Regions from separate parts of the Mus musculus genome. Here region 2 is linked to region 1. Evidence: chromatin loops called from intact Hi-C (ENCODE). Cell type or tissue: heart. All regions are shown on one strand. Links, peaks and the distances in the headings refer to the core of each region. The heading gives the core; the rest is flanking DNA. Region 1 overlaps Ptpn22 (protein tyrosine phosphatase, non-receptor type 22 (lymphoid)). Region 2 holds the start of Bcl2l15 (BCLl2-like 15).

Region 1 (16,521 bases), core at 3,507-11,506:
CACTGCAAAATGGCAGTCTAGCCAGATGGTGCTTCCTGTTTGAGTCCCATTCTCATTCATAGACTTTGTCTCTGTTTCTCTCTGTCTCTCTCTGTCTCCCCCTCTCTTTCTCTCTCTGACGAGGTCTGACTTTCGTACCCCCATCTGGCTTAGAATTCACCACTGAGGACTAGGCTGGCCTTGAAGTTGCAGCAATCCTCCTGCCTTAGCTTCCTGAGTGCTGGAATTCTGGGAGCAAATGACAGTGGTTGGCTACTTTTTCTGTCTTTAAAAAAATAATAATAGCATTCCAACACTCCGCTGGGTGATATAGACGCTGCATTGTTCTCTTGCTAAAAATATCTTTGAAATGTGCTTTATTTAAGTAGGGTTGTAAAGTTTCTGAGGAAGTGCTTTAGGAAAAGGAAAGGCCAAAGTGACGTAAAAAAGCCATAAGCCTTGTAGCACATGGTAAGAGTAGGCGTCCCACTTCTCTGCATTGAATCACTATAGCCGCTCATTTCCAACCTTTATCCAGTGGTTTACCTTTCTTTTGTATCTTTGCTGCTACACAGTTTCAGAAACTTGATCTGAATACACTAAACTAAGTCAGACAATTCTGTTTTTTAAGCCACATGCCAGGAAGTACTTCTGAATGGCCTTGGACAAACTAAATGTAAGCAGGTATAATAGCCTTCCTACTTCATCGAGCAATTGTGAAGGCCAAGTTAGAGAATACATATTGAAGCTATCAATTCATATACTAACCGCTACTTGATAATTTTTTCCTAAATAGAGGTGACTTACAAAAAAATGCACCTAGGATAACATACACAATAAAAAATGCTAGCAAAGAAAACAGAGAGGTTAAAGATAAGTTAAAAAGTAGAGTTCGCATAGGAAAGAAGCATGCCATAAAATCCTTGTGTGTTAGCCACAGTTGATGTAGAATAAGTGTTCCTCATAGCCTAACAGTATGGACACATCCGCCATAGGCCACACACATAAGCCACCGTTCCTGGGTTTAGTGATAGATGGATGTTGTTAGTGATGGATGTTTCCACTTTGAAATAAGCTTCTGTAACTCACCTGATGTTCTGATTTTCTTCATTTGCCTGCTGGCTTGTGATACTCTCCAGGAACAGTACGAACTGGTCTACAGTGCTGTGTTAGAGCTGTTTAAGAGGCACATGGATGTTATCTCTGATAATCACCTTGGAAGAGAGGTAATGTTTAAATTATATGTATATGTGTGTGTATATATGTGTGTGTGTATATATATATATATATTTTTTTTTTTACCCATATGTTTTTGGTTAAAGGCTCTCAGATTATTTGCCAGATTTATGTATAGTCACAGCTGAATTGGAATGTCAGACCCTGCCTCTAAGAACAAAAATCAAAACAAAGCCAATTTTAATATTTTGTGAGTTCAATGCCAGCCTGGTCTACAGAGTGAGTGCCAGGACAGTCAGGGCTACTCAGAAAGACCCTGTCTGTAAAACCAATATATATAGCACATTATGATGTTTTAAGGTATGTATACATGTGGACTGACTAAACCAAGATGATTAACCTATTCATTATTTTATTTACTTATAACTTAAGATCTATATTCTATATAGTTTATTAATACATAATACATCATTATTATCTGTGGTCATTGTATTCTATAGTAAAACTCCTGAATTTAATCCTTTTATCTAGCTGAAATTTCGTGTCTGTTGATCAACACTGTCTCAAAATTTCTGTCTTACTCCCTGATCACTAGCACTCTACTCTGCCTTTGTGTGTTTAGCTTATTTAACGCAGAGCAATGTCCTCCAGGTTCATCTAAGTTGTCAAGAGTAACAAAATATCACTTTTGAATGATACTCTGAATCGAACATAGAGCCTGGGAGTGAGTGCCAGATAACTGCTTTAGCACTGAGATGTATCACAAGCTCTGTTTTTCAACCTCTAAGTTTTGAGACAGGGTTTTGTTAAGTTGTCCAGACTGGCCTTGAACTGAGCCTCCTAAGCTGAAATTATAAGCCTATATTACCATGCTGGGCACTGTGCATGTGTGTGTGTGTGTGTGTGTGTGTGTGTGTGTGTGTGACTGCACCTAGCACTGTGTATGTGTATATGTGTAATAAGTCTGCACTTGTGCATGTGTGCTCACCACTGCAGATACACATAGGGGCTAGAGGTTAACATCAGATGTCTTCCTCAATTGCTTTCCCACCTTATGTTTCTGAGACGAGTGTCTCACTGAAATTACAACTCTTTATTTTTTATTAGACTGGCTAGCCAGCAAGCCCTCTCTCCCCTGGATATATCTACCTGTTCTCATCTTCAGTACTGGGGTTATAGGTCCATCATATTTAGTTTTTATGAGCTTTCTGGGGGTCTAAACACGGGCCCTCTCACAGGCCATTATTTCCTTCTTTTTAAAGGGGGTAATAATATTCCATTGTGACTACATGCCACATTTTCTCTATCTACTCATCTATGGATGGATACCTAGGTTGACTCCATAATTTGTTCAGTGTGAATAATGCCACAATAAACATAAACACACTCCATTAATTTCATCTTCCCTATAATAAACAAATCCTGAAAAATTATATGGTAGTTCTGTTTTTCACTTTTTGAGGGACCACTTTGATTTTTCATAATACCTATACTAGTTCATTCTTCCACCAACTGTATATACATGTGCTGTTTTCCTATATTCTTACTAACATTGAACTGTTGCTTGCCAACAATTATCTATCTGCCTTCCACCTCAGTCCTGGGGATTGAACCCGGGGAGGAACTCTTTAGTTTCCATTATTGATTCAATTGCCTTACTAGTTAATTTCTACTTAGATTTATTATTTGCTCCTTAGCCAGTTTTTATATGGTAAGTATCTCCAAGATCTGAACCATTCTATCTAGGTTATCCAATTTGTTAGTATGTACTATATGTGGTAATTCCATGCAGTTGTTTATAGTATTTTAACAGATCATTAGTAATTTCCACATTGTCATCTTGTGTGTGAAGGAGCATATGTAGATGTGTGAGTGTGTTAATGTGTGTGAGCACATGTAGGCTTGTGAAGGTCAGAGGTCAACTTCAGGTGTCACTCCTCAGTAAGCCATAAACCTTGTTTTGAGACAGAGTCTCTCATTGGGCCTCAGGTTACTGAGTATGCTAGGCTAGCTACCAGGAAGCCCCAGGGGTCCTGTCTCCAGCTCTCTAGTACTGGGATTTCAGGTGTGTTATACCCTGCCAAGTTTGTTTGTTTATTATTTGCCTATTCTGGGAATTGAGCTTAAGTGCTTACCAAAATACTACTTATCCAGTTCCTACATTTTTACCTTTGATTTATAATTTGAATTTTTTTCCCTTAGTGTAGCTAAAGTCTAATCAGTTTTGTTCACCTTATCCATTTTTCCTTTTCTCTACTTCATTTGTCTCTGCTTTATTTATTTATTTGGTTTTTTTCAAGACAGGGTTTCTCTGTGTAGCCCTGGCTGTCCTGGAACTCACTGTGTAGCCCAGGCTGGCCTCCAACTCAGAAATTTACCTGCCTCTGCCTCCCAAGTGCTGGGATCAAAGGTGTGCACCACCACTGCCCAGCTCTTATCTCTGCTTTAATCATTAATATTTTCTGGTTGTTGCTAAGTTTGAGATTGATTTTAGTCCACCCCCCTCCACCCTGCACCTAGTTCCTTAAAATGTAAAGTTATGCTGTTCATTTGGGATCTTTCTTTATAAAATAAATATGTCATTTAGTTTATATCAACTCATGCAAGCTAAATAAACATTGATTTATACTTAACACTACATTTTATTAATTCTTTAAGAATGTATTAAAAATGTTTTGATCATTTTACCCTGACTTTTCTCCCTAATTCTTCCCAGAACTACTGCCCATCTCTCTACCCCTTCCTAACTTCATGTCCTATTCTTTAAAAAGCAACCCACCAACTCTAGTTTGTGCTGCTAATATACTTATGGGTGTGGGGCCAACCACTGGAGTAAGGTTGACCTACCAGGGGCTACACCCTTAATAAAACCCTGACTCTCCCTTCCCCAGAAGCCATCAACTGCCATAGCAACTCAGTTAAGAGAGTGTATTATTGAGCCCACCCCCCATCCACGTTTGTGTCGACTGGCTTGGTTTTGAACAGGCAAGAGCACTGCTTGATGTCCTGAATGAAGTAGTCTTGTCATGTCCGGAATACAGTTTCAGCCCAGTCCTCCCTGATCTTTCTGTCCCCTTTTCCGTGATGGTCCCTGTGCCTTGTGGGGGATATGGGGGTGGGGGACAGGTGTTACTTCCCAGTCTTCCAACTATTAAAATGTTTCATTGACATTGCTTCATGAAAAACAAGACAAGACAAAACATACAAACAAAAACCTCTGACATCTCTTTTGAAGATTCAAGCACAATGCTCAATTCCTGAACAAAGCCTCACGGTAGAAGCTGACTCTTGTCCTCTGGATTTACCAAAAAAGTGAGTAAATTTTGCTTAGCTAAGTACTGACTCACTGTGCTTAAAGGATGAAATCTCACGCTCCAGTTGCTATGCTACTCGAAGAGACCTCTTTTCGGTATGGTCATCATTCTCTCCTTGCTTTCCAGCGCCATGAGGGATGTGAAAACGACAAACCAGCATAGCAAACAAGGGGCTGAAGCGGAGAGCACTGGAGGGTCTTCCCTTGGCCTTAGGACTTCTACGATGAATGCCGAGGAAGAGTTGGTTTTGCACTCGGCTAAATCAAGCCCTTCTTTTAACTGTTTAGAGCTAAACTGCGGGTGTAACAACAAGGCTGTCATAACCAGGAACGGGCAGGCAAGGGCTTCTCCAGTCGTGGGAGAGCCCCTTCAGAAGTATCAAAGTCTGGATTTTGGTTCCATGTTGTTTGGGTCGTGTCCTAGTGCTCTGCCCATAAACACAGCGGACAGGTATCACAATTCAAAGGGGCCGGTAAAACGGACCAAATCAACTCCCTTTGAACTGATTCAGCAGAGAAAAACAAATGACTTGGCCGTGGGAGACGGTTTTTCATGCCTGGAATCTCAGCTGCATGAGCATTACAGTCTCAGGGAGCTGCAGGTGCAAAGAGTGGCCCATGTTTCTTCAGAAGAGCTGAATTATTCACTGCCTGGTGCCTGTGATGCGTCGTGTGTGCCCCGGCACAGCCCCGGCGCTTTGAGAGTGCATCTGTACACATCTTTAGCGGAAGATCCTTATTTTTCATCATCCCCTCCGAATAGTGCTGATTCGAAGATGTCTTTTGATCTGCCTGAGAAACAGGATGGAGCCACTTCCCCTGGCGCTCTATTGCCAGCCTCTTCTACAACCTCCTTCTTTTATAGCAACCCACACGACTCCCTAGTGATGAACACTCTGACCAGCTTTTCCCCACCGTTAAACCAAGAGACAGCTGTAGAAGGCAAGTTTGTTTTTGTTTTTTAATTTGTTTGTTTTGGACTTTGCCTGGTTTCCATTACATAATTTGGTTTCTTCTCACCCTAGCCCTTCTCTTCCTCTGCTTCTTTTTCTTCTTGAAGAAAAGAAAAAAAAAAGAAGAAGAAGCAGCAGAGGAAGAAGTTCTGGGAGTGTTTTGGTGATATACTAAATAAATTGATGATAACAGTAGTGGAGGCAGTCAGGTCTGGGGACCCATCTGTGCCAACAGGAAGGCCTCATACATGGCCAATTCTTATTCCAGACTTGTTTGCCAAAAGCCCATAAGTTACCTTTAGCATGCAGAAGCAGCTTCCCAAGTACAGAGGGCAAACTGATCAACAGCACTGCACGATCTCCCAGTAATATTTGTTATACCCTTATGCATCTGTAATGAGTTGAATGCATTGCTAAGCATTGAATTCTTTTCCTGTAGGAGTGGAAAGGATAGGGCCTGATTTCCTGCGCTTTTGCAGTGTCTAAGTCGATGAGAATATGTTTAGTATCGTGTGACATTTTTTTAAAAAATCTTTTAACACATTTATATTTATCTCTTAAAATTCTAGAATTTTTTTTATATAGCAAATATACTGTTTTAACTAAGTAGTCAGAAAGTAATAGTGAGCCTACTATTAGAGGTTATTATGGGGTGTTTCTTTGCCTTTTCTTTTTAGTAAAGTGGATTGAACCTAGTACCTCACGCATGTCAGGTAGGTGTTTAAGTTGAATCTGCAGCCCTAATAGTTTGATGTTGAAGATGAAGGAAGCAAAGATCATGTTTAATTCTCTTAGGCATATCTTGAGGTAATCTGTGGAGAGCATTTACTTAGAAAAAATAGAAAACTGTTGTTCTATATTATTAAATGTCATTTCTTTTGTCCTTTTTTTTTTTTTTTTTTTTTTTTTGACGTCACAGGGCTTGAATCCAGCCAGCTAGGAAAGAGCTCTGTAACTGAGCTAGAGCCCCAGCACACGTCTCTTTCTTCTCTCTTTTCTTGATTTAGATAAGGTCTTACTACCCATGCTGGCCTGGATTTCATAGATGTCAGGCTGATCTACAACTCACAGCAGTCCTGCTTCAGATTCCCAGCTGCTGGCATTAGTTTCTCTCTTTCCTTCTCTCTGTGTATATGGTGTGTGTGTGTGTGTGTGTGTGTGTGTGTGTGTGTGTGTGTGTGTAGGTCAGAGGTGACTTGTACAGAGAGAGAGAGAGAGAGAGAGAGAGAGAGGTGTTTCTCGTTCTACCATGTGATTCTGGGTTTTCAGAACTCAGGTTTTCAGGCTTTACCCACTGAGTCATTTCACCATCTGATGTTTTCTTTTTATAAATAGCCATAATACTTTAAATTTCTTAGAGCATCAAAAATAACAACAAAGTTATTTTCATAATGTAGCAAAATTGACATGTCTGCCATCTGGTGGCCGTTTCTTATAATGGCATGTAAAATGTTCACACATTTTGAGTATCCTTAGACAGAAAACCCTGTCCTAGCGCTCTAGTTCACTTCCAATCCCAGAAGCTTCTCCCTCTTTCTTGATAAACTATATCTGTTTCTGTAACAAACATTCATATTTTGGGTTCTGGGTGGACTGAAGAAAGAATATTTTGCTTTTGCTTTTGTTTTTAGTTTTGTTTTTGTTTTTGTTTTTTTTTTTTTAAGACAGGGTTTCTCTGTGTAGCCCTTACTGTTCTGGAACTCACTCTGTAGACCTGGCTGGCCTCAAACTCAAAGAACCAATCCACCTGCCTTTGCTTCTCAAGTGCTGGAATTAAAGGCATGTGCCAGCACTATCCAGCAAAAAAAAAAAAAAAAAAAAAAAAAAAGATTTTTAAAAATATCTCCTGCATAAATAAATGTTTAGCTGATGAAAATGTCCTATTGTGAATTCAATGGAAAACAAAAGGAAAGAGTTATGTAGAAGATAATCCAAACCGCCCTAATAGCAACTCCATCAGAATGTGGGGGCACACTTAAATCTTTACATCCAGCAAAGAATTTCAAAGAATAAAAAAATTTACCTACAGACTAATTTATTCTTTTGCCTAGAGTAAGCAAATGCAAATCTGTTAAATTTATACTTAGGATGAGATTAGAATGCAAGAATCTTCTTTATTCTTATAAAACATTGCGATTACATTTCTATTACTTGGTTAGCTCCTTCTCGGAGGACAGATGATGAAATCCCCCCGCCACTCCCTGAACGGACACCCGAGTCTTTTATTGTGGTTGAGGAAGCCGGTGAGTACAGTCAGTAAGTATGAAGTGTGTGTCCCTTCTCAGGTCCCTTCAGTGTTCTATGTGCTGCTGCTGCGCATCCATCTGCCTCCTTTAAATATAACCTCCTTCCTAAGAACTGGCCATACCTGCTTTCTCGCAGGAGAGCCCTCACCACGTGTTACCGAATCCTTACCTCTGGTGGTAACATTTGGAGCATCACCAGAATGCAGTGGGACATCTGAAATGAAGAGCCATGACTCTGTAGGGTTTACACCAAGCAAGGTTTGTCCTTTTCTGACTCAACTCATTTGTATTCAACTGACTGTAGTTTTATTCTACACACTTAATTGTTTAGACATATTTATTTTATTTTAGGTGTTAGAATGTTTTGCTTGTATGTATACATGTGTATCTGTGCCTGCAGAAGTCAAAAGAGGGCATGGGATCCTCTGGAACTGGATTTGGGGATGGTTGTGAGCCACCATGTGAGTGCTGGGAACGGAACCCAGGTCTCCTGCCAGAGCAACAAGTGCTCTAACTGCTGCGCTATCTCTCCAGACCCTTCTCTTCATTTGGACAGCTGCCATTCAATAATTATTAAGTAGACCCTAACGTAAAACAACATGGTAGAGGCTGTGGGGGATGGGAAAGACGTGCAAGGCACATTTCTTACTCTTAAGAAAAATATAAATTCTTTTAAAAAATAAAGGCAAATATTGCAAAAAAAAAAAGAGAAACTTACATTGGAAGTACAGGATGTGTATATGAATCTTTATGTTTATTTTAGGAAGACCATATATCAATGATACATACATGAAAGATACAGAGACCCAAAAGGACATGGGAGCTTTTTTAGGTTGGAAGTAATCAGAAAAACCCAGTGAAAGAGAAAACCTTGAGCCTAAAAGGCAGTTAAAGCAAATCAACTGTTTCATAAGCAGATGATGATTCGCTGTAGCCACTTCATGGGCCCATCATCTTAGCAGTGAAATCACAAACAACAACTTTTAATGACATACACATATTACTTAAACCACTTGGAATAATGTTTCCTCATTCTAGAAGAAAAATCTGTGCTCCTGATAATCTGTTCTACATTTCTATATATTCTTTGAACCAACTATATAAGTATGTACATTGGTTTCAGAGAACAGAAAATCAGTCATTTAGAAGTTTCTACAAGACTGTGGGTGTGGCTTAGTGCTAAGCAAATTGTCGAGCTCTGTAAGACTCTAGCTTTATTCCCCAGTACTAAATTAAAGAAATATCTCCTATAATTGTAATGCTGGAAAATTACAATGTTAACATAATGTTGTTACAATTATTATTAATAGTATGCACACACATAATGGTCTTTTTATTAACTCACATAGTGAAGAACAATTAGCCCTTTTCAGTATCATAAAGGAATTACAATTTCAACAACTTATCTCCAAATAAAATTTTATGGCAATGTTCTAAATTATGAAATAAATAATTCAGAAGGAGATCAATTTAGAACTAATTTCCATATGATATAAAAGTATGAAGATCACTGTAAGAGTTAAGGGTTCCTTTTTATAGTTCAGCACAGTTATGAATTAAGAAATATGGCTGTCACTTAATTTTTAAAAATGTTATTTATTGCTTCAAGCTTGTATTGTGTTTGTACATATTACTCTTTCACTTTTTTCCTATTTAGAATGTGAAACTCCGAAGTCCCAAATCAGGTAAAGACTTCTCTTGACTTTCGATGACATTTAGTCCTAAGGACGTGTGTTGTAAGAACGGCTTGTTAGGAATTCAGTTCAGGAAGATTCATGATGCTTGTAATAGCTTTGCTATCTTGATTCATTTTTGGTTTTCTCAAACTAACAATGTTTGTTCTGTCATGGGCAAAGTAAGGGCAAGGTCCTTTAAAAAAACATTATTTCAGATAGAATATTTTAAAATTCAAATAGTTAAAACAATATTGTATAAAAAAAAACCAAATCAAACCAAACAAACAAATGAACAAAAAAGCAGCAAACTACACTACATAAAAACTACACGTAAAAAGGGACACACAAAACAGAAGAACAGAAGAAATATCTCAGAAGCAAACCCACATGTGCTTCTATAGTCAACTGACTTTTGATAAAGATGCTATGAACATACATGGGAGAATGGATAAGACTTTCTTTCTTTTTCTTTTTCTCTTTTTCTTTCTTTCTTTCTTGCTTTCTTCCTTTCTTTCTTTTTTGTTTTTTGTTTTTTTTTGAGACAGGGTTTCTCTGTGTAGTCCTGGCTGTCCTGGAACTCACTCTGTAGACCAGGCTGGCTGGCCTCGAACTCAGAAATTCGCCTGCCTCTGCCTCCCAAGTGCTGGCATTAAAGTCATGCGCCACCACCACCTGGAAATGGATAGAATTTTCAACAAATGACTCTGTGAAAATTTGGTATCCACATGTATAACAAAGGTGGGCTCCTACCTCTTACCAGTCGCAAAAACAGCCCAACATCTACTAAAGATTTAATTAGAAGACCTGAAACTATGAAATGACCAGAAGAAACACTTCAGGATTTTGGAATTGGTGAGGACTTTTTTGAACAAGACATTAAAACAAAACAAACAAAAACCCAACAACAACAACAACAAAACTACAAGGAAACAAAAGTAGAATAGACAAGTGAAATTATTTTAAATAAGTATCCTCACACAGCAAAGGCAACAGTCTTTGCCTTTAACTTAGAAAATCTTTGTGTTTTATGCATCTGACATGCACAGTTGTGCTCAACATTACTTTAGAGACTCAGATCTTATTTTCTTTTTTCTTTTTTCTTTTTTCTTTAGCGTGTGTGTGTTTTCTAGACAGGGTTTCTCTGTGTAGTTCTGGCTGTCCTGGAGCTTGCTTTGTAGACCAGGCTGGCCTTGAACTCAGGGATCTGCTTGCTTCTGCCTTCTGAGTGTTGGGAGCAAAGGCGTGCACCACCATGCCTGGTCTTAGTAACTTGAATTTTAAAATGGGGTGTTATGGATAGTGACCAAAATGTTTAAGGAAAACAAAAATAATTAACAGCAATATACATACAATGTATATAATATTTCATACTATACACATATACACACACAAACACACGCACATAGAGAATGAGTTCCAGGACAATCAGAGCTACACAGAGAGACTGTCTTTGAGGGGAGAGCGCAGAGCTGGAGAGGTGTAAATTACCTTTTATTCATGTGAATTAGATTGCCATCTCTGAGGTTTACTGCCTCTGTCTGCTAACCTAGGCCTGGTCCTGGAAGCTTCCGGCCTCATCCAATCTAATCCAGACCTGGAATGTTTTCAGCCCCCGAGGCTTACTGCTGAATAAACTCTGGCTCATTCTGTCTTCACCTGAGTCTAGGTTGTTCTCTCTTCAACCTGTCTCTGTAAAACTCTCCCAGTAAAACTGCCTCCCTCTCCTCTCATCCCCTCCCCTGCCCTCTCCTCCCTTCCTTACCCCCTCTCCTTCCCAACCCCCCTCTGCACTGCCCTCTCTTATATTGCCTCTCTATCCTCTCTCTTGTCATAAGAGTTGGGCATATTCTATTCTGTTAACTATTTCTCTGTCCCTTTGTCTGCCTCTCAATTAGACATCACTTTCAATCACAGTTGCTTTCTTACACAAACTCACTTTGTGATTAAAGGTGTGTGCTAAGGCTGAGCTACACCCCAATTTGAAATAGGTTTTTCCAGTTAACAACACAATCTCCAGGTTCACAAGTGTGATCAAATGTCCTGTAACACTCCAGGGTTAATCTCACGGGTTACTCTTCCAAGAGAACCCAGGTTCAATTCCCAGCATCTGCATGGTGGCTCACAAACATCTGTAATTACAGCTCCATGGGGGCTGATGCCCACTTTTGTTGTCTGTGGGCACTATACACATATGATCCACACACATACATGCATATAAACTATGCATATAAAATGAAAAGAAAAAGCATAGGGCCTAGAAAATGGCTCAACATGTGAAAGCACTTGCCTGATCCTCCTGCCTGATCCCCCAAAGCAGCACAAGCGTACAAGGAGAAGTTAGTCACAAGGCTGTTTGCTGACCTCGACATACATGCAGTGGCATACACCACACTCCTCCAATAATAATAAATAAAATACAAAGATAAATGCAGGAGAGAATCTATAGAAAAGGCAACCCCTGCACACTGTTAGTGGAGCTGTAACCTAATGCAGCCCTTATTTAAAACAGTATGGAGCCTGGCTCCAGTGGTGCATGCCTGTAATCCTGACGCTCTGGGGCATGTCATTGCTGTGACAAACATAATTGTCAGAAGCAATTTAGGAAAGGAAAGGTTAATCCCGGCTTGTGTTTTGAGGGCAGGTGTGGACCATTGTGACAGCTAATGCAGCAGAGGCATAAAGACCGTGGTTACCTGTGTTGCATCTGCAGTCAGGAAACGGAGGAAGGTAGCTGGGGTGCTCAGCTATGTACTCAGCTAGCTCTTTCCTTTTTTTTTTTTCAATCTGTAACGCTAGCACATGGAATAATGCATACCACAGTTAGAGTATTTCCCCCTGTTAAGGCCTAGGTAACAGCTACTTGGCTAGCTTACCATTATCAGGAAACTTTCTTATATGTTTCTGCTGTTACCAAGGAACTTTCTAATGCTAAGATTGATTACATATTCTGTTATGTTCTGTGTCCTTGGAAACCAACCATGCTAAAAGTAAATAGAACTGTGTTATATAGTTACCCACAATAAGCTTGGAGCCAAACCAACTACCTAACAGCACTTCCTGTACCTGTATGGAAACTTTTATGGTATAAGCTGCCCCTGGGATGGACCCCAACATAAAAGAGACACCTGCACCAATATAAGAAACTATTTGGAATAAGACTTCCATTTTGAGTAGTGGTCAAGTAAAGTTTAAGTTCCCAAGATCTCTGTGGAAACTGACATCCTACTTGGCAGGAAGAGACATGTACATGGGTAGCTGACATCCTGGTAGGCAAGTTAAGACATGAATATTAGACAAGTCTCATCCTGGTAGACAAGTTAGGACAAGAATATTAGACAAGGCAAGTCCCCTGCCACAATTGAATACCCCAACCAATGGAAACAGGATAAACGTACAACAAACGCTCCTAAGGAAATCCCCTATCTGTATTGGTGAAATAACTTGGCACAGATGTTTGTGGATTTTCGGCTTAAAAACCTTGTAGAATCTTAACTCAGGGTCATGGTTCAGTTCCCGAATCTGGACCATGGCCCTGGTTGACCAGTATGTATGCTCCCTGAGATCAGTGTCCATGGTTTGTGAGGTAACTCCTGGCCCCCAGCATCCCTCAGTTAGCTCACCATTCTTTGACAGGCATGCCAGCAATTCCTTTCCACAGGGACTCTAAATACCATCAAGTTGACAGTCAAGACCAATTATCACAGTTCAACCCCGTGTCACCTGGACACCTAAACATCACTTTGAAGACATATTCCTTCCCCTCCTTATCTCAATAGGCTCATGCCCATCTCATAAGGCAAAATACATTAAGTCTAACTTCAAAGTTCCCACATTTAGGGTCCAATTCCTTGATCAAACCCATACCCTCCCCAGAATGTTCCCATGGTCTTTTAACAGTTCTAATACTCTTTATAATAGTAAGTTCAGAGTCTTTGTTGAGACATAGGCACTCTTAATTCTAGGCCGCTATAATATATAGACTTTTACATTATACACTGTGAAATATACAACAGGAAAGAATATTCTTGTTCCAAAATGGAGGAATGGGGACATAACAAGAAAAGATAGGGTGGAATCAAGACTGAAACCCAGCAGGGGAAACACCGCATCCTGCAGCTCCATAGCCAGCATTTACAGCTCATGGTAGAATCGTCCGGGCTCCAAAGGGCTTGGGTAGCCCCTGCTCTCCAGCTCTGCTGCCTGCAGCACATGCATTCCCGCTCTTGGGTGAGATCTACTTTTGCATGCAGCTTTTCTCAGCAGGCCTCTCATGGTCCTGACATGCTTCACTTTAAGTTAGGCTCTATTGCTACAGCTTTACACAGTGGCCGCTCACATGGAATCTGACACACAATGTCTGGCCTTAGTGGCTCTCTGTAACTACAACCCAAAACTTTATTCATACCTATAGAGCCAGGATCACGTGGCTATTGCTGCCAAATTCTATTGCCACCTTGAAATGGTGGCTGGCCTCTTTGGACCACAGTTGCATCCATCTCTGTATATCTTCCAGTGACCCTAGGAACACACCTTTTTTGTTTGTTTGTTTGTTTGTTTGTTTGTTTTTGGAGGGGGGGGTCAAGACAGGATTTCTCTGTGTAGCCCTGGCTGTCCTGGAACTCACTATGTAGACCAGGCTGGCCTCAAACTCAGAAACCCACCTGCCTCTGCCTCCCAAGTGCTGGAATTAAAGGCATGCACCACCACTGCCTGGCTGGAACACACCTTTTTAGGCACCAGCTTTTGGGTGGTGAACTTCTTGAGTTTTCAAAGTAGGCTCCCTCCATTTACATGAGTTTGAAGGATTTTTTTTTTGTGTGTGTGGGTGTGAACTTTCATTTTAACAAGATGGAGCCTTTAATGGGTGGGGTCTTGTTCTCAGGATGCTTTTCCTGTTGTCCCAATGTACATCCCCAAGTTCCATGTGTGTGTGTGTGTGTGTGTCCATGTACATAGCTTCCACCCTGCCTTTTGAGATAGGTTCTGTCACTGCAGCATGCCAATGTGGGTATGACTTGCTGTTGAGGACACCTCAAGGATCCTCCTGTCTCTGCCTCTTCATTCTCATACCTCCACACTTGCTTTCTTATGTGGGTTCTGGGGGTTAAAGCCAGAGTCACATGCATGCAGGCTAAGTATTTTACCAACTAAGCTGTCTTCTCAGTTTCAAGTTTCTTTTTAATGACACCACTCTATGTAAGAGTTACAGCAGTTCTTAAAGCTGCCTGGTCTATAATGTTAAGCTTATCCACACCGTTGCCCTTGCCGAACTGCATGTTTCTTTTTGCTTTACTGTTTACCTAAACTGTAGACCTGAGTGAGAGAGAGCAGTGGCCATGCCCCTACCCCAGCACTATTCTCTCTTGAATTTCCTCTGCTAACAAACTAGCCCATCACGCCTGCATCCAGAGCACAGGCAGAGTGCAGACATGTCTGTGGCCAGGATATAAACCACATGGTTTCTCCTCGAGTTTCCTACAGCGTCCTTACTTGCCCCCGAAGCTTCTGAGTGAGGTCTTTGCTGCCCATATTTCTCTCTGAATTTTACCTTTCAGACTCCCAGAGATAGGTCCATTAAATTCTGCCGATGGCATTCTAGGGCTTTCCAGCAGGGGGTTACCCATTCCTCTACCCTTTACCTTTAAAGACATTCCAAAGGCCTACAAGCAACATGGCCAAGTTTATCACAGCAATGGCCCACGTCTCAGTACTAATAGTTTCTGAATTATTTTTCACACTGCTATGAGAAAAACGCCTGACAAAATCAAGTTCATGGGGAAAGGTTGATTCCTACTCATGATTTGAGAGTGGAGCCTACCACTGTCTTGGTTTCAAGTGCTGTGAAGAGACACCATGACCGTGGCAACTCTTAAAAAGGAAAGCATTAACTGGGGCTGACTTAAGAGTTCAGAGCTTTAGTCCATTATCATCATGGTGGAGAGCATGGTGGTATACAGGTAGACATGGTGCTGGAGAAAGGGCTGAGAGTTCTACATCTGAATTGGCAGACAGCAGGAAGAGAGTGCGACACTGGGCTTGGCTTGGGGATCTGAGACCACTTCCTCCCCCAAAGCCACACCTACTCCAACAAGTCCATCCCTCCTAATAGTGCCTCTGTCTATGGGGCTCTGGGGTCCATTTTCATTGAAAGTACCACAGTACCATGTACAATCTCTCACTATGATGCAGACTATTGACCGTGCAATCTAGCTAGGATGGTAATAGAGGCATGAAGAAGCTCACAGCACAACCAGGGAGCAGAGAAAGAGGAAGGCTGGTGTTCAGTTCATTTCTCCTCTTTATTCAGTCTTGGATGCCAGTCAATGGCTTAGTCTTTCCTCCCAACTAACAGTCCAGAAACTTCCTCAAGAGACATGCCAAAAAGTTCATTACTTTTTTTTTTTTTCCTGAGACAGGGTTTCTCTGTATAGCCCTGGCTGTCCTGGAGCTCACTCTGTAGACCAGGCTGGTCTCAAACTCAGAAATTCGCCTGCCACTGCCTCCCAAGTGCTGGGATTAAAGGTGTGCACCACCACCACCCGGCAAATTAATTACTTTAAGACCTTATCTCAATCTGAGGGATAGAAAGGAGGAAAAGAAGAGATGAAGGGAAGAAAGGAGGAAAAGAAAAACTGGATGGAAGTTTTTCAAAAACTTACCACATGAACCAGAAATCTCACTATTGAGTATATATGCAAAGAACATGTAGACAAATAGACACTTGTACTTACATATTCACAAAAGCACTATCTACAATAGTTAAGAAACACGGTCTATTTGCCATCAACTTATTAATGGCTTAGAAAATGTGAAACCATTCAGCAAAAAAGAGGATGCAATTCTGTCATGTCTGACAACATGACTGGAGATCACTGTGCTAAATTAAATAAGAAAGGCACAAGTATTTCATGATTTTGGTTGTATATGGTATATAAAAAAGTTGATCTTACAGATGATAGAGTATGGTGGTTGCCAGATGGAGAAGAGAGATAGGTAACATTGATCATTGGGCATTGAGCTAATGAAAGACTCCGAGAGGAGCCCCTCGCTCAGGCCTCAGGACAATAGCGGACACCCAAGAACTCATGATAGACCGAGCTTGATGTAAACCACATGAGGCTTTATTCGGGGAAAGCCAGAGCTCTGGGGACGACTCATATCCCACGAAGGGGTAGAGG
Region 2 (16,521 bases), core at 4,641-12,640, 58 kb before region 1:
TGGTGCCTGTCGTCACTTTTTAAAGGCATTTTATTTTATTAGATATTTTCTTCACTTACATTTCAAATATTATCCTCAAGCCCCCTATACCCTCCCCCTGCCCTGCTTCCCAGCCCACCCACTCCTGTTTCCTGGCCCTGGCATTCCCCTGTACTGGGGCATATGATCTTCGCAATACCAACGGCTTCTCCTCCCATTGATGGCCGACTAGGCCATTTTCTGCTACATGTGCAGCTAGAGACACAGCTCGGGCGGGGGTGGGGGGTTACGGGTTAGTTCTTATTGTTCCTCCTATAGGGTTGCAGACCCCTTCAGCTCCTTGGGTACTTTCTCCAGCTCCTTCATTAGGGGCCCTGTGCTCCATCCAATAGTTGACTGTGAGAAAAAGACTTTGAGTCTTTTTCTTGAACAAACTATTTTTGCATTTCCAGGCATGCTTTTTAGGTTAGAATACAAAAGTCCCTGTGTATCATCTAAAGTACCTTTTCAGTGTCATGGCTCACACCCCTGAAGCACTTTATTCTGACAAAGTGGTGGACCAAAGAAGAAAACTAATAACTGGCCTGTTGCAGTTCTCTGAGTGCTCTTTCGTACCCAGGCCTTAACATCTGTCTCTTGGCTACAAGAGTTCCTCACTCTCATGCCTCAACACGGGGTGCTTTTCTTCGTTGTGAGCTCTTTTAGGGTGTTTTCCTGTGAGACTCACTGCCTTCATTCGGGATCTTTATTCAAGCTGTCAAAGCTGCCATGCAGAGGCTGAAGATGTGACTCAGTTGGTAGTGACTTGATCAGCATGCACAGGCCCTGGGTTCAATTTACACCACAACATAAAATGGAGTATAGTGGTACATGCCTGTAATCTTAGTGCTCGGGAGGAGGTGGAAGTAGGGTGGTTAGAAGTTCAAGGTCAGTATCAGCTACAATAAGATATTTGAGGCCAATTTAGGATACATAGGACACTGTCAAGAAAAAAAGGGGCCTGACTTAGCAGGTAAGGTGCTTGCTGCCGAGCTTGCAAACCTGAGTTGGATATCACTGACCCATATTGAAGGAGAGAACCAACTTCCACATGTTATTCTCTGATACTCAGCCACATGTATGCCACGGGTGTTCACAAAGTATGTTCCACTGCATGCAAAGTTGTTTTTAAATGATCTGGCATGATGGCTTCGTGGGTAAAGCAGCTATAACAAGCCTGACAACCTGAAATCAATCCTCAGGAGAGAACTGGCTCCCAACGGCCATTGTCTAACCTCCACTCATGTGCCATGTCAAGTGTGTGCACACCCCTCTCCCTCAAATATAACAAGTGTAAGAAAACAAAGCTGCTAGGCATACTTCTAGCAGTTTTACTGCCGTGGTTTCTTATTGCTTGTGCTCAGTTCTTATTTTATTTATGCTTGGCTGTGTTTTATGCAGTGATACCACTAATGCTATAATGCAACAGAAAGACAGCAAGCCAGGAGACCAAACGATCCAGAAAGGGGAAAATGAAACATCAGTTAATCCCACGTGGCTCGGGATGGAGACATAGACAGATGTTCAGAGCATAAGGCTGACACATTAGCTTCAGAATTGGCTTTATAAGTGATTTGTCAGGCAGAATGAAGGGAAGCATTGCTTTGTCATCACAGTTGTTTGTAATTTCTTACTACATTAGGGGTGTGCGTGTATGTGTATGTACATGCACATGGACCATGGCATGGTACTGTGTGGAGGTCAGAGGACAATTTTCTGATGGGTTCTGTGTGTCTTGAGCATTGGTAGTAATTGCCTTTAACCACTCAGCCATCTTTCCAGCCTTGCCATCAGAAAGGGCAGTGAAGGTATGAAGGTCTTCTTTTCCTTATGTCTCTATAATATATTCACCATAATATTTCTTAGTAAATATTATTGAATGAATAGCTATAAGTAACTAGACTGAATTAGAATTAGTAGTAATTGGTACTAGTAATTAATAATTAAAAAGTAATTAGAAGAATTAGGTCTTCTTAAAAATATTTATTTTGTGCATATATGTATGGGTGTGTATGAGTGCCAGGGTATGTGTTTATAAAATTTAAGACAACTTATGGAAGTCAATTCTTGCCTTCCACTCTGTGGGTAACAAGAATTGAACATCAGGCTTGGCAGCAAACAGCTTTACTCACTGGACCATCTTGCTGGTCCCTAGACTAGTCATATTCTGTGTTTGATGTTTGAAGTATGTTTTATTATATTCTATTAACTATTCAGAAAGTAATGGAATTCCACCTAGGCCAGGAATTTCTTTTTCTTTTTCTTTTGTTTTGGTTATTTTTTGAGACAGTTTACTATGTAGCTCTGGCTTCCCTCAAAGTCACTATGTAGACCAGGCTGGCCTGGAACTCAGAGATACACCATCTGCCTCTGCCTTCAGAGTGCTAGGAATAAAGGTGTATGCCATCACTCCTGGTGGGCCAGGATTTCTTTTTCTTTTCTTTTTTTTAAAGACTTATTTATTTTATTTTTATTTATATGAGTACAGTGTAGCTGTCTTCAGACACACCAGAAGAGGGCATTGGACCCCATTACAGATGGGAATTGAACTCATGTCCTCTGGAACAGCAGTCAGTGCTCTTAACTGCTGAGCCATTTCTCCAGCCCCAGGATTTCTTAAAAGTGGCAATATAGACTTTTGGGAGAAATGGTAGCTAATCTTGGTTGTCAACTTGATGTACCTGGAAAAGGAAAATCACAGTTGAAGAATTACCTGATTGGGCAACGGGGCCCCTATTTGAGAGACCGCTCATTTAGATTATATATCTCCTGGAATTGCCAAAGGAAGTAGAAGAGCTTTAAAAAAAAAGTAGGAGAATGACTTTTCTCTGTATTTTATTCATTTAAAGTACGAATTGTCTATGTAGGTGCCGAAGAAACTTCTAAAAGTACAGTTCTGTCAGTTTAGAGTATCTGAAGATGTAGGATGCAGGTATGAAGATTCAGCAAATTGGTTGACTTAAAAAAAATTAAAACCGGGCGTGGTGACGCACGCCTTTAATCCCAGCTCTCAGGAGGCAGAGGCAGGCGTATTTCTGAGTTCGAGGCCAGCCTGGTCTATAAAGTGAGTTCCAGGACAGCCAGAGCTATACAGAGAAACCCTGTCTCGAAAAACAAAAACAAACAAACAAACAAAAATTAAAAACTGAAACTGAAATATCAACCTAAGAAAATAAGCATGGCTCACCCATAATGTTACTACGCTGATCCCAACTTGTGTTGGGAATCAAACCCAGGTCCTCTGCAGAGAACAAAGTGCTCTTAACCTCTGAGCCATCTTCCTCACCCTTGGAAATTGCTTTTGGAAGATGCACTTTTATTATTTATTTATCTTGGTTTTTGGAAACAAGATCTTGATATATAGCATCATGACCAACGTTCATGTCTTATTAATAAGCATGAACTTATTCCTAATATTCTTCACCTTAGGCGCTCTGTTTAGCGTCTATGAGTATGTGGCTTAATGATATATTACCAATAGCTGCTTGCTTATCTTTTTAAATCCTGAGGGCACCTGATACTATCTTCTAAGAACAATGGCCCAATTTTAGCTTTAGTTGATGGAGAAGCATTACTTAACTCATGTAAATGAGAACGCCTGAAAAACATTACAGAGGCAAACATTTGTATGTTAATTGACCATAATTTATTGCTATGAACCAGTGATATCAAATATCTCTCTGTTCCTCTGTCTGGATGGGGGTTCTAATTACTTTTTTCTCAGCTAGGTGTGTGGGAGAGAGAGGAAATATGACTTATTTTCTTAGTTAGAGGTTTCTATATTGAAAGAACCTGCACCTGAGGATTCACCCATATACACTTGGTGTTAGAGATGAAAGAACATAGGCTTTGGGCCAGGATGCTACAGTGCAGTGGTTCTCAACCTGTGGCTCACAGCCTCCTTGGTAGTCAAATGATCTTTTCACAGGGGTCACCTAAGACCTTTGGAAAACACAGATATTTACATTATGACTCATAACAGTAGCAAAATTAGAGTTATGAAGAAGCAATGAAATAATTTTATGGTTGGGGGTCTGCAACATGAGGAACTGTATTAAAGGTTTGCAACATTAGGAAGATTGAGAACCACTACTGTAAAGGGATAGGCTTTGAGGAGACTGATGTCAGTCGTTACGGTTAGAGTGGCAGAAGAAAACAAAAGAAGAACCAAGTATCAGTGGAAGCGTTAAGGCCTCCTTGTTTTCCAGTGGGAAATGGGAGGATGGAATTAGGGCTGCAAGGATGAAGGGAAACAGGCTTGGGGGAAGGGATGGTTTGCATTAAAGGGCCAATGGAGTAAATAAGGCATGTGGAATGCATATTCCACAATATCCCCGAGGCCCTATACTCTCTGTATTGTTTTACAATATCACTTATACAAGATAATCCAAAGAAGCTGAGATTATATTCCAAAGATAGCATTTACCCATAAGTATATCAGCAGTGAAGTGGAAAGGTACTTGGTTGGTTTACTATTGTGAGAAAAGCTTGTGTCTGAGGTAAGACAGACTTTAATTTTTATTAATTACTGTGTGTGCAAGTGCATATGCATATTTGTGCATAATGTGTAGGTCAGTAGTCAATATTAGATGTCTACCTCAATTGTTCTCCATCTTATTGTTTTAAACCAGTCTCTCACAGAACCTAGAGCTTACTGATTCATCCAAACTGACTGGCCAGCAAGCCACAGTGATCACCTTTGTTTCTGCTTCTCCGGGGCTGGGATGACAGGTGCATGCCACACCCAGCAGTTTATATCTGTGCTAGGGATCCAGACTCAGGCTCTCATGGCTATGCAGCAGGTACTTGTCTGAGTCATCTCTCTAGACAAACCTGATTTCAATTTTTTTAACTTATGGGTTTTTTTTTTTTGCCTGTATATATGTCTGTGTGAGGGTGTTGGATCCCCTGAAATATGAGTTACAGACAGCTGTAAACTGCCGTGCAGTGCTGGGAATTGAACCCAGGACCTCTGGAATAGCAGCCAGTGCTCTTAACCACTGAGCCATTTCTCTGGCCCCTCAAATTTCTATTCTGCTACTTTTATTTTGGAAGATTTATTAATTTATTAATTCCAGTTCCAGAAGATCTGGCATCCTCATCCTCTGGCCTCCTCAGGCACTGGACATGCACATGCTGCAGCCACACATGCAGGCAAAATACTCATATACATAAAAATAATAAAAAGATTAACTCTTGTGTATGGTGTGCACCATGTTTACACAGGACCCATGGAGGTCAGCAGAGGCTGTCTAATCCTCTGAAGCTGGAGTTATAGATGCTTGTTAGCTGCCGTGTGAGTGCTGGGAACTGACACTGAGTCCTCTACAAGAGCAAGAAAAAACACTCCTAACTGCTAAGCCATCTGTCCAAACACAGACCTAATTTAAAATTTTTATTCTAACCCAGCACATGCCTTTATCCCAGCACTAAAGAATTCAAGGCCAAGTTCTCTGCAGAGGGAGTTCCAGGACAGCAAGGCCTACACAGAAAAAAAAATCTGTCTCAAAAAAACCCAAAAAAACAAAAACAAAAAAATGATTCTGCCATTTCTAATGTGTGAACTTGTTTTGTTTTAACACATTTTTTTCTTTTAAAGACAGATTTATTTTTATTTAATGGCTATGAATGTTCTGCTTGGGTTTATATATGTGCAATGCATATGTGCTTGGTACCTGCAGAAACCAGAAGAGGGCATCAGATCACCTAGGGCTGGACTGTAAGTCACCAAGTGGGTGGTGGGACCTGAAAGTGTAGCCTCCTCAAGAGCATCAAGTGCTTTTAACTATTGAGCTACCTCTCCAGCCCCCAGTTTTGTACTTAGTACCTTTTTGGGAGTGTGTCATAAATGTATCCAATAGAATCCTCACATTTTACCTCTCCTGAGCATATACCCAGAAGATGTTCCAACTGGTAATAAGGACACATACTCCACTATGTTCATATCAGCCTTATTTATAATAGGCAGAAGCTGGAAAGAACCCAGATGTCCCTCAACAGAGGAATGGATACAGAGAATGTGGTACATTTACACAATGGAGTACTCAGCTATTAAAAACAATGAATATATGAAATTCTTAGGCAAATGGATATATCTGGAGGATATCATCTTGAGTGAGGTAACCCAATCACAAAAGAAGAACTTGATATGCACTCACTGATAAGTGGATATTAGCCCAGAAACCTAGAATACCCAAGATACAATTTGCAAAACACAAGAAAATCAAGAAGGAAGACCAACTCGTGAATACTTCATTCCTCCCTAGAGTAGGGAATAAAATACCCATGGAAGGAGTAACAAAGACAAAGTTTAGAGCTAAGACGAAAGGATGGACCATCCAGAGACTGCCCCACCCGGGGGTCCATCCCATAATCAGCCACCAAAAGCAGACACTATTGAAAATGCCAGCAAGATTTTGATGCAAGGACCCTGATATAGCTGTCTCTTGTGAGGCTATGCCAGTGCCTGGCAAATACAGAAGTGGATGCTCGCAGTCAGCTATAGGATGGAACACAGGGTCCCCAATGGAGGAGCTAGAGAAAGTACCCAAGGAGCTGGGGGGATCTGCAGTCCTATAGGTGGAACAACAATATGAACTAACCAGTACTCCAGAGCTCGTGTCTCTAGCTGCATATGTAGCAGAAGATGGCCTAGTCAGCTATCATTAGGAAGAGAGGCCCCTTGGTCTTGCAAACTTTATATGCCCCAATACAGGGGAACGCCAGGGCCAAGAAGTGGGAGTGAGTGGGTAGGGGAGCAGGGCGGTGGGGGGAGGCGGGTATAGGGGACTTTTGAGATAGCATTTGAAATGTAAATGAAGAAAATTAAAAAAAAAAATCCTCCCATTTTTAATGGCTGGCTTTACTGTGAAGGGAATTCTGTCCTAGAGTTTCCCCTAAGGGTGTATGTGTGCTTTACTGTTGCTCTTTCTCTCCCTCTCCCCACTTCCTCTCTCTGTTAAGTAAAGGACTCAGAACAAAGTTCTTTTAGTCAACTTTGTATACTAATTTATTAATACACTTAACACAAGAAAAAAGTTCAGTGAGTTAGTTTTTCTTAGTCAGAAACTTAGACCCACAGTGTGCTGGTAACTTTCATATCTATTCTCCACATTTCAAAGCCAACGTTCACTGATTCAAATACTGAAACCGTGAGGGATTGTCTGATGTTAAAGGTATGGAAATAACTTAGTGGTAACTCACTGTCCTGGGTAGGTTTTGTCAACCTGACACAAACTAGAGTCATTTGCGATGAGGAAACTTCAACAGAGGAATTACCTCCATCAGATGCCAGTGGGCATGTCTGTGAGTTGTTTTCTTGATTAATGATTGGTGTGGGAGGGCCTAACCCAGTGTGGGATGTTGAGAATACCAGGTGCATTGTTAACATCCCGGTCCAGAGTGGAACACTTGTTACAATAGCTGAAATAGCTGAACTTACTCTTCAGTTATGTAGGGAAAGTCCAGTTACTTAAAGTTCGTTTTTCTTTCTTTCTTTCTTTCTTTCTTTCTTTCTTTCTTTCTTTCTTTCTTTCTTTCTTTCTTTCTTTCTTTCTTTCTTTCTTTCTTCCCTCCCTCCCTCCCTCCCTCCCTCCCTCCCTCCCTCCTTCCTTCCTTTCTTCCTTCCTTCCTTTTTTTGGCTTTTCAAGACAAGGTTTTTCTGTGTAGCCTTGGCTGTCCTAGAACTCACTCTGTAGACCAGGCTACAGAAATCCGCCTGTCTCTGCCTCCCAAGTGCTGGGATTAAAGGCGTGCACCACCACTGCCCAGCTAAATTCCTCCTTTCTTTTCGTGACTAATCTGCTCATCATTTTAAGGCTGAATCATTGTCTGGATGTATTGAGGCTGATTTATCCATCCTTCCACTGAAACTTCCATCAACATGGATGGGAGTGTAACTCAGTTGCATAGTCTGTGTGAAATTCTGGGTGGCTTCCCACCAATAAACCAGAGATGGTGGTAGACACAATTCTGGCATTTGGGGAAGTAGAGAAGGTAGGATAAAAGAGTAAGGTAATTGTTGGTTACATAGTATCTTAGAGGCCAGCCCAGGCTACATGAGAACCTACCTCAAAAATAAGCAAAGCTTTCATAAACATCCACAAACAAGTTTTTGTTTGTACATAATTTTTCATTTTAGATTAAAGCCAGGGAATGCAACTTCTGTATTGTATGGTAATACAAATACTATAGCTTTCTTTTGTTGTTGTTTTTTGTTGTTGTTGTTGTTGTTTTTTCATAAAGAAACTGACAAACTCTCTCAAAGTGTCTGTACTATTTCACACTCCCACAAAGAGTAATGAGAGTCCTGTCACTTTACACCCTCTGCAGCATTAGGTGGTGCTCCATTCTGGATCTTGGCCATTCTAAAGGGTGTTGTTTTGTTTGTTTGTTTGTTTGTTTTTAATCTATCTACCTATCTGCCGTGGACTGACCTCAGTTGGCTCCTCACTCCGAGGGAGAATCAGAGTCCCCGTACAGGTGGGCAGGAGTCGACGAAGAGGTGACAAACAGACTCGAACAAAAGGGAGTGTTGTATCTGAATGGAATTTCTCAAATCGAGCACCAGACTTAGAATACAGAAGAAAAACAAGAAAGCTAAGTGATACAACAGCCAAGGTACATCGAGATGTATAATGGTTCTTTACACAAAACAAAGAAAATGCATACATAAAAAGATGGTGGGAGCCAGGCAATGTATCTGAGATAGGAACAGCCCTATCTAAGATCAGATGAATGGTCTGATGCAATGCTAGTCTATTGTTAAACCCACCACCAGGGGTCCCTTAGTAAATACCTAATACCAGAGGAATAACATATTCCTCTGGGCCTAGTGAAAAATATGCAGCAGGGGAATTCCGTCCTACTAACCCTTTCATGAATAATACAATACTTCAGTTCCTCCTAAAACCACAACCCTTCTACTATTATGTAATGTAGGCTGCCATTCATGTCTGCAATGAGAATTCTAAGTTTACTATTTTGAACTAGCCCTGAGAATACTAGCTCTGATCTGGCAAACTGAGATGCCTGATTACTGACTGTCAGCACTGGGGCATTTCCTCTGGATGAATATCATTCTTAAAAAATTCCAAGCCCAGGGTCAGCTAAAGGACTGCCTAGGACATTGGTGAAGGCCAGACAGTAGAGTTCAACCTGATTTAGGTTTTAGTAAAATCATTTCTTGGAGGCACCTATAATAAAATACTGAAAGAACATACACAGACCCATTCACTGACTAATGCAGGGACAGGTTTGGAGCATTCCTGCCAAGGTTCCAGGAGCCTGAGTTTCCGTGAAACTCTTTGCCTCAGGACGGCGTCCAAGCCTTCAGGCGTCCAAGCCTTCAGGCCTGTCACGCAGACTTCACTCGAGTGGGTGTGGCATCCGTCTATCTGTCTGTCTATATTTGTTCTTTTGTTCATTCATTCATTCATTTAGAATGGGCAGAAAATAGAATATTGCTTCTGACTATGTTGCAGGATAGAAATCCCATTCTGAATAACTGACCTACTGTTGATGCTTGAATTTCTTACTGTTACAATTGAAGCTGTTTATTTTACTGGAAAAGAGAAATGTGGGTGTTAGGTTTGCTGGTAGGTTAGAATGATGTATCTGAGACCCAGACCACAAAGTCTCTCCAGCTAGAGGCTGCCTTATTAATGAAGCCAAGCCCAGATTTGAGAATAGGGCACCGCTGTGCTTGAAGGAATGGGAATCTGGGCAAAAGAGAAATATTTTCAAATCTTATTTTCTGTGTTTTTGAGACAGGGTTTCTCTGTGCAGCCCTGGCTGTTCTGGAACTCACTCTGTAGATCAGGCAGCCACTGCAGGCGAGTGTTCAAGCCTGAGTTCTCCTAAAAACAATAATGAAGTTTAATACTTCAGGACAAACTTCTTGTTAAAGAATGAATCACGGTTTCCTGATTACTAAGCTTTGAGCTAAACAAAGGATATTTACCATTTGCCACATACCAGACATTGTCAGATCATTTCAGATAGTGTTATCTTAATTTGTATAATTTCCCTTTGAAATATCTTGTTACTTTAATTACTCAAATGCCCAACCAGGGTTTTTCCTCCACTGTCCTGGCCTTTATCTTTGCCAGCCTTCCACGAGTCTTAGTCCTTTACTTATTTTATTTTATGTTAGTTTTGCCTAATAAATCCCTAGCCTCAGATGTCACTACTGTAAGGCAGCTTCCCCAGCCTATTGGCTTTTGTCCTCTCCTCATCCACCGTATCTCAAGGGCACAAGAAGCTCTGTGATTTGTCAGTAGCTGCCATTTCTGCTGAAATGTACACTTCACAAGGAGCCATGCCTGTGTCATTTTCTGTGTTGTCTATAGTGCCAAGTATAGTCTTCTACATACAAATGTTCAGTAAATAATTTGTCTAATTGTGCCAAAGGGATGCCCAAGTCAGAAGTTGACCTCTGGTATCTCACCTCCCTTGAAATTACATCAGTTACAGAACCTAGCAGGAAGTATTTCTTAAATTACTCAAGAGAACCTTCTTCAATTCATTACAATTGCTCAACTTACCTCTTCAGTTTATTTCAGCTATAGATAGTTTATCTGTAAGAGCTATCCATTACTCTTACATACTGGCAAGGGTGTGGTTCTGAGATAAGGAACTGCAAAGTCTTTGTCATCCCCTTTGAGCAGTTTCATTTGGAAAGTTAATGGGAACTATTTTAGGACATATCCAATTAGGAAGCAATAAGAGGTAGGCAGCCACAACTGGTTTGCCAGGTTCTCTAACTTCCTGCTAAGCTTTGTGGAGAATGTCTAAAATGAAAAACCCTCGGACTTTTGAGGAGCAAACAGAATGCATCGTGAATTCTCTACTCAAAGACTTCAGGACCCCACTATCCCACGCTGCTAACCGGAACCTATCGGGTGCAGATGAACCATGCTCAGGTAAGGCTCCTAATCTGAGGTGGTGATTACAGGTGGGTAATAGAACCAGAGTCTGCTTCCTCTAGTTCCTCTCAAGCTTTAAAAAGCGAGTCCTAAACTTTTAGCAACATTTGAAATAAAGGATCTTCTCAATAGAGAAGATTATATGACTGCTACTACTGAGAATAGACAATGACAAAACTGTTTAAAAGAATTGCAAAAGTAGCAGAGGCTAGCCTGGTCTACAGAGTGAGTAGACAGCAAGGGGTACCTAGAGAAACCCTCTCTCTCGGGGGTGGGGGGTGGGGTGGGGGGTGGGGGGGGACCAACTATAGAACATTTCTGTTTTGCTGGGATTCAGGAGACTTTCCGTTCCTTCAACATGGTGAACATGTTTTCCCTGTCTTAGGAGAGGATTACTCTTTTGATGTGGCTATCATTGTTGGCCGCCTTCGAATACTGGGTGATCAGTTCAATGGAGAGCTGGAAGCTTCTGCCAATAATATCATTGCGGTAACCATTGGAGGACAGGTCAGATTTTTGCTTTTTAATGTTGTTTGCTGTTCTATTCTATTTCAAGCTTTAATTTCCTCCCTCCTTCCTTCCTTCCTTCCTTCCCTGTTTCTGTATACTAAAAATAGAAATATTCTGTGAGGATTTGGAGGTATATGTTTGTTCAAGAAGCTATAGAGGGAAATGTGATTGCTAATTCTTCAGACATTAATAAAAACCCAGTACTATAGAAGGAACTCATCTTTATCAGAGCTGCCCTTTGTGTGCATAGATCATGTTCATAGTTAACTATTCTTTGAAAATAATCTTTTATGTATATTTGTTATTATTAATTATTACTATTACTGTATGATGTGGGGAGGGGGACACATGTGCCACTGCATGTCTGTGGAAGCCAGAGGACAATATTGTGGAATTCTCCCTTTCCACCTTTGTGTAGGTTTAAGAGATTGAACTCGGGTCACCAGGCTAGTGTGGCTAGTATCTTTATTCCATTATTCATATTTTTAGTGCTTAATTTTGTTGGGAGTGGGCTCTTCCCCTTATCCCAGGGTCTAGCAGTAAGATTCAGAAATATTGCATAGTTTAGAAATCTGATGCAATTAGAGTTAACCTCTTAAAGGAGCTTGCTGGCTTCTCATCAGAACTCTGATTACTGGCAATAGCACTTGGACTTTGTATTAGCCTGAAGATAATAAAACCATCTTCCAGCAGATGTTGCTGATTATATCAACAGCAGCAAGTACTTATTACTTGCCATTATTTCATTGTTTAATCATTATACTTGTGTGTAAATCATTATAGAAACTGCTACTCCTAGAATCTCTGAATCAGCATATGAGACCATACGCAAATATCAAGCCTGCTCTCTTCCCAGCAGTATTCACTAATTTTGAATCGTGCCTTACACACAGTAGGCCTGCAGGGTGTACTTCCTGATTCCATACCATTTAAGAACATAAAAGAAATAAAGTCATAAGGAAACAAGTAAGAAACATACTCTATAAATGTTGAAGATAGGACTGGAGAGATGGCTCAGCGGTTAAGAGCACTGACTGCTCTTCTGAAGGTCCTGAGTTCAAATCCCAAGCATCCACATGGTGGCTCACAACCATCCGTAATGAGATCTGACACCCTCTTCTAGTGCGACTGACTACAGCTACAGTGTACTCACATACAATAAATAAATCTTAACAACAACAGCAACAACAACAACAAAAAATGTTGAAGCTAGGTTTTGAGCCCAGACTTACTTACAAGCACACTTTATTCTTCCCAGTGGACAGTTTAGCGGATGTGTCTGCCTCACATTCAGACAGAAGCTTACTTCTAGCTACTGGCCTTGAGGCTGCCATAAGTGGCTAAGAGTTGGGTCTACTTTTTTCTTCTATATTTTGGACAACAACAACAACAACAACCCCAACACAATAACAAACCAACAACCCTGGATGGAGAAAGACATTTGAAACAATTTCAAACTCAAGTTGGAAATATGGTATAGAGAACTTCTCCAGACATTTGAGAATAGTTAACAGGACAGTTCCTTACTCTGCAATGCTTTTATATTTCCTTCAAGTAAGAAATGAACAGTGACACAGTAGTACTGAATCCTTACTGTTCACTCAATTTTTGTCACTTATCCCAACAATATAATTTATATTATACCCAAAGCCAAAAATACCTAGGCCAGTTTCATGGGTGGCATTTAGTTAGGTATCCTAGTCTCCTTTGGTCTGTATTGGTCCCTTAGTCTTTTCTTATATTTTATGGCCTTGACATTTGAAGATTATGGGAAATCTTTAATATCCATGAACAAACTTGAGTTTGTCCTGTCTTGTTGAAAGAACTGTGTCTGTTTGTCATGTTTCCAATTTGCTCACTTTCTAGCAGAAGACCTTACACTAGCTGGGAATCAGTTATTCTCCAGGGAACTGTGGTTTCTTTCAGTTTTAATACTTAAAAACTCGAGGGCCAGTGAGTAGACTGCTGACTGCTGTGAGCTTGAGTTCAGCCCTCAGGATACACATGTGAAAGGAAAGAATTACCTCCTGTAAGCTGTCCTCTGACTAACACATACGCACTATGGCATGCGTGCGCATGCACAGACACACACACATTAAGTAAGTTTTAGGACTTAACCTTCTGCTCTGACAGGACTGGGCCCCTTTATGCCTCAAAGATCCACCTTGACCCCATCTAACAGCTGTTGTACCAGTTTATTTGAGAGGGGAAAAAGAAGAAAAGACGTTTTATTGTTATTTAACATAAGACTTTGTTATGCATTTCCTAATCATGGAGCAATCCCTTCATAAGCCTGACTTGCTCGCTGCCATGTGCTTAATAGCTTTCTTTCAAAATAAGTAGTTCCCCCTAGCCAATAATACCTGAAAGTATGAACTCTGTAGGTGATTTAATGTTTTTCTCATATCAAAATAACAGAATATTAAGATGAGATTTGTCCATCTGCCCTCTAATATCACCCCATGCTGCCAGTGGTCCATTTGCCACCTCTGAGCACGTCTGAGACTTGCAGCCTCTGGTACTGTTTGAGTCATAACTAACAGAGCCTGTCTCCCTCCTCAGGCAGGAAGTACTGTACTCAACGACACAGTACAGTCTCTCAGCAGAACCTGGTGCACTCAGGATCCTACTTTAGTTTTTGAACGAGCCTTTTTGGCAGTATCAGTAAAACTTCTTGAATATGTGGTCCGTAAGGCTCCAAACGTGGCAAGACAGGTGGCTAACTACGTGACGGGCATGATCAACGGGAACACAGCCATCCGCGAGTTTATCCAGGGCCAGGGAGGATGGGTAAGCATCTGTTAAGTCCCATGCTTTGCTAGGCATTTGTGCTCTTCTGGCTTTAATAAGTAGGACTCTTAATTATGAACGTTTTAGTAAATTGCTATGGAAAAAGGAAATAGAAGCTCAGCCTGTGAGGATTAGACTGCTGCCTGAAGTGTTGACTGCTGGCCATAAAATAATCTCTACCATATCTACATAATCAGCTATAAGTGTGTTGTGGTACAGTTCTAATCTCAGCCTGACTTTATCTGCTTCCTGGTGAATTTCTGAATCTTTATTTCTTGACATCTTTAATATGTATTGAGGACATTTAGAGTAATCGTGTGTGTGTGTATGTGTGTGTGTGGACGCGGGCACGGGAGTGGACACGTGTGTGCATGTGTGTGGTCTGTGATATATACATGCATATGCTTTTGAGTTCAGGCATGTGCCTGCCACAGCTTATATGTGGAGGCCAGAGAACAACCTTGGATGTCAGTCCTAGCTTCTCACTATGTTTGATACAGAGTCTCTTTGTAGTTCCACTGCATATGAGGCTTGCTGGCCCATGAGCTCCTGGGAATAGTGTCTCTGCCTCCCATGCTGATGTAGGAGCACTGGGATTAGAGATGTCCACTACCACATCCAGCTTTATATGTGCTCTGGGGATTTGAACTCATATCTTCATGCTTGTGCTTCTGGTAAGCCATTTCCTAGCCTCCAGAATAACCTTATTATTACCTAACAAAAAAAGAAAACAGTTTGTGAAACAGAGTCTTTCAGACACAACAGGACTGATGCACATATGAATTCACAGTGACTGTGACCACGTGCATGGGTTCAAGGCAAGTGTAATCCCAGCACTGAGACAGGAAAGTGGACACAGGCTCCAACCCCTAACCAAGAAGCTAATTGGAATTGGTACCTGCTGGCAAAGTAAAATTTATTTTTTTCCAATGGAGTCTCACTGAGAATCACACTTGAAGGTAGTCCCCATGCCCAGGAGTAGATGGGCAATACAAAACAAACTCAATAGTATTTTTATAGAGTATAAGTCTCATTTTGTTTCTTTAGGCATTTTTTTCTCTGACTGGTCTTTTACTCAGATATTTTGGCTTCTATTGTTGTGTTTTTGTGTGGGGTGTGTGTGCATGTATGTGTGTGTGTGTGTGTGTGTGTGTGTGTGTGTGTGTGTGTGTGAAGGAGAGAGTGTACTTGGTTTTTGTTTTTTAAAGAGAGAGACAAAGACAGAGACAGATAAAGAAGATAAAGCTGGGTCAGTCGGTAGGGATGGAAAGGATCTGGGAGGAATTGGGGAAGGAGAAAACATGTTCAAAATACATTGTATTAAAAACAATTGTTTTTCAATAGAAAAAACTAGTTTATCTCATCTATTGTAGAGTTGACTGTAGGCAGCATGCTAAGCCTTTATCAATCTGTCTGTCTGTCTGTCTATCTATCTATCTATGTCTTTTCTGGGTTTTTTGTTTTGTTTTGAGACAGGGTTTCTCTTTATATCCCTGGCTGTCCTGGAACTCACTCTGTAGACCAGGCTGGTCTCGAACTCAGAAATCCGCCTGCCTCTGCCTCCTGAGTGCTGGGATTAAAGGCGTGCACCATCACTGCCAGCACTTTTTTCTTTTATAAATATTTATTTTTGTTATTGAAAGTAGATTTTTTTTCATACATTATATTCTGATTTCAAATTCTGGTTTTTCTTCCTCCAGCTCCTCTAAGATCTCTACACTTTTCCACCCACCAAAATTCACATTCTTTCTTGATCTCATTAGAAAGTAAACACTAGAGCTGGCGAGATGGCTCAGAGGGTAAGACTGTTCTTCCAAAGGTCCTGAGTTCAATTCCCAGCAATGGCTTACAACCATCCATAATGAGATCTGATGCCCTCTTCTGGTGCATCTGCAGTCAGCTATGTATAATAATAAATAAATCTTTGGGTTGGAGCAAGCAAGGGACTGAGTGAGCAGAGTTCCTAAAACAATTCAATTCCTAACAACCACATGAAGGCTCACAACCATCTGCACAGCTACAATATACTCATATACATTAAATAAATAAATAAATCTGAAAGAAAGAAAGAGAGAGAGAGAGAGAGAGAGAGAGAGAGAGAAAGAAAGGAAGAAAGAGAGAAAGAAAAGAGAAGGTAAATACGAAACCTGTATCTTAATAATTTGTAATGGCAGTTCCTGAAGGTATCTTAGACAGTTCTCTGGATTCTCAGACAGTTCCTAAGGACCGTCCTTTTGATTAGGATCCTCGCTGTCTTCCTAGGAAAACCTGGAGAGCT

The links. A loop is a pair of places that touch in the nucleus more often than their neighbours do. Peaks named below come from ENCODE experiments on the same cell type or tissue, not always from the same donor. Only the 100,000 strongest peaks of a DNase experiment are listed, where the experiment ranks them.
Region 2: a loop joins it to region 1, with 3.0 times the contacts of the local background. A loop is called at or near these places in 10 of 42 quality-filtered maps.

What each region holds. Positions count from the first base shown.
Region 1 is chr3:103,880,932-103,897,452 of GRCm38, forward strand. Ptpn22 (protein tyrosine phosphatase, non-receptor type 22 (lymphoid)) reads left to right here. Exons shown (of 21, transcript NM_008979.2): 11 at 1,119-1,205; 12 at 4,391-4,467; 13 at 4,596-5,410; 14 at 7,581-7,664; 15 at 7,804-7,925; 16 at 9,325-9,352. Among named protein-coding and RNA genes, the nearest start is that of Rsbn1, 25 kb to the right of the region's middle. In heart, for the core only: a CTCF peak has its summit at 6,843 (motif pointing left); no DNase peak of the experiment used is centred there.
Region 2 is chr3:103,822,028-103,838,548 of GRCm38, forward strand. Bcl2l15 (BCLl2-like 15) reads left to right here and starts at 10,669. Exons shown (of 4, transcript NM_001142959.1): 1 at 10,669-10,940; 2 at 11,329-11,450; 3 at 14,016-14,243; 4 at 16,506-16,521. The coding sequence starts at 10,805. In heart, for the core only: CTCF peaks have their summits at 5,696 (motif pointing right) and 8,827; no DNase peak of the experiment used is centred there; H3K27ac peaks cover 390 bases.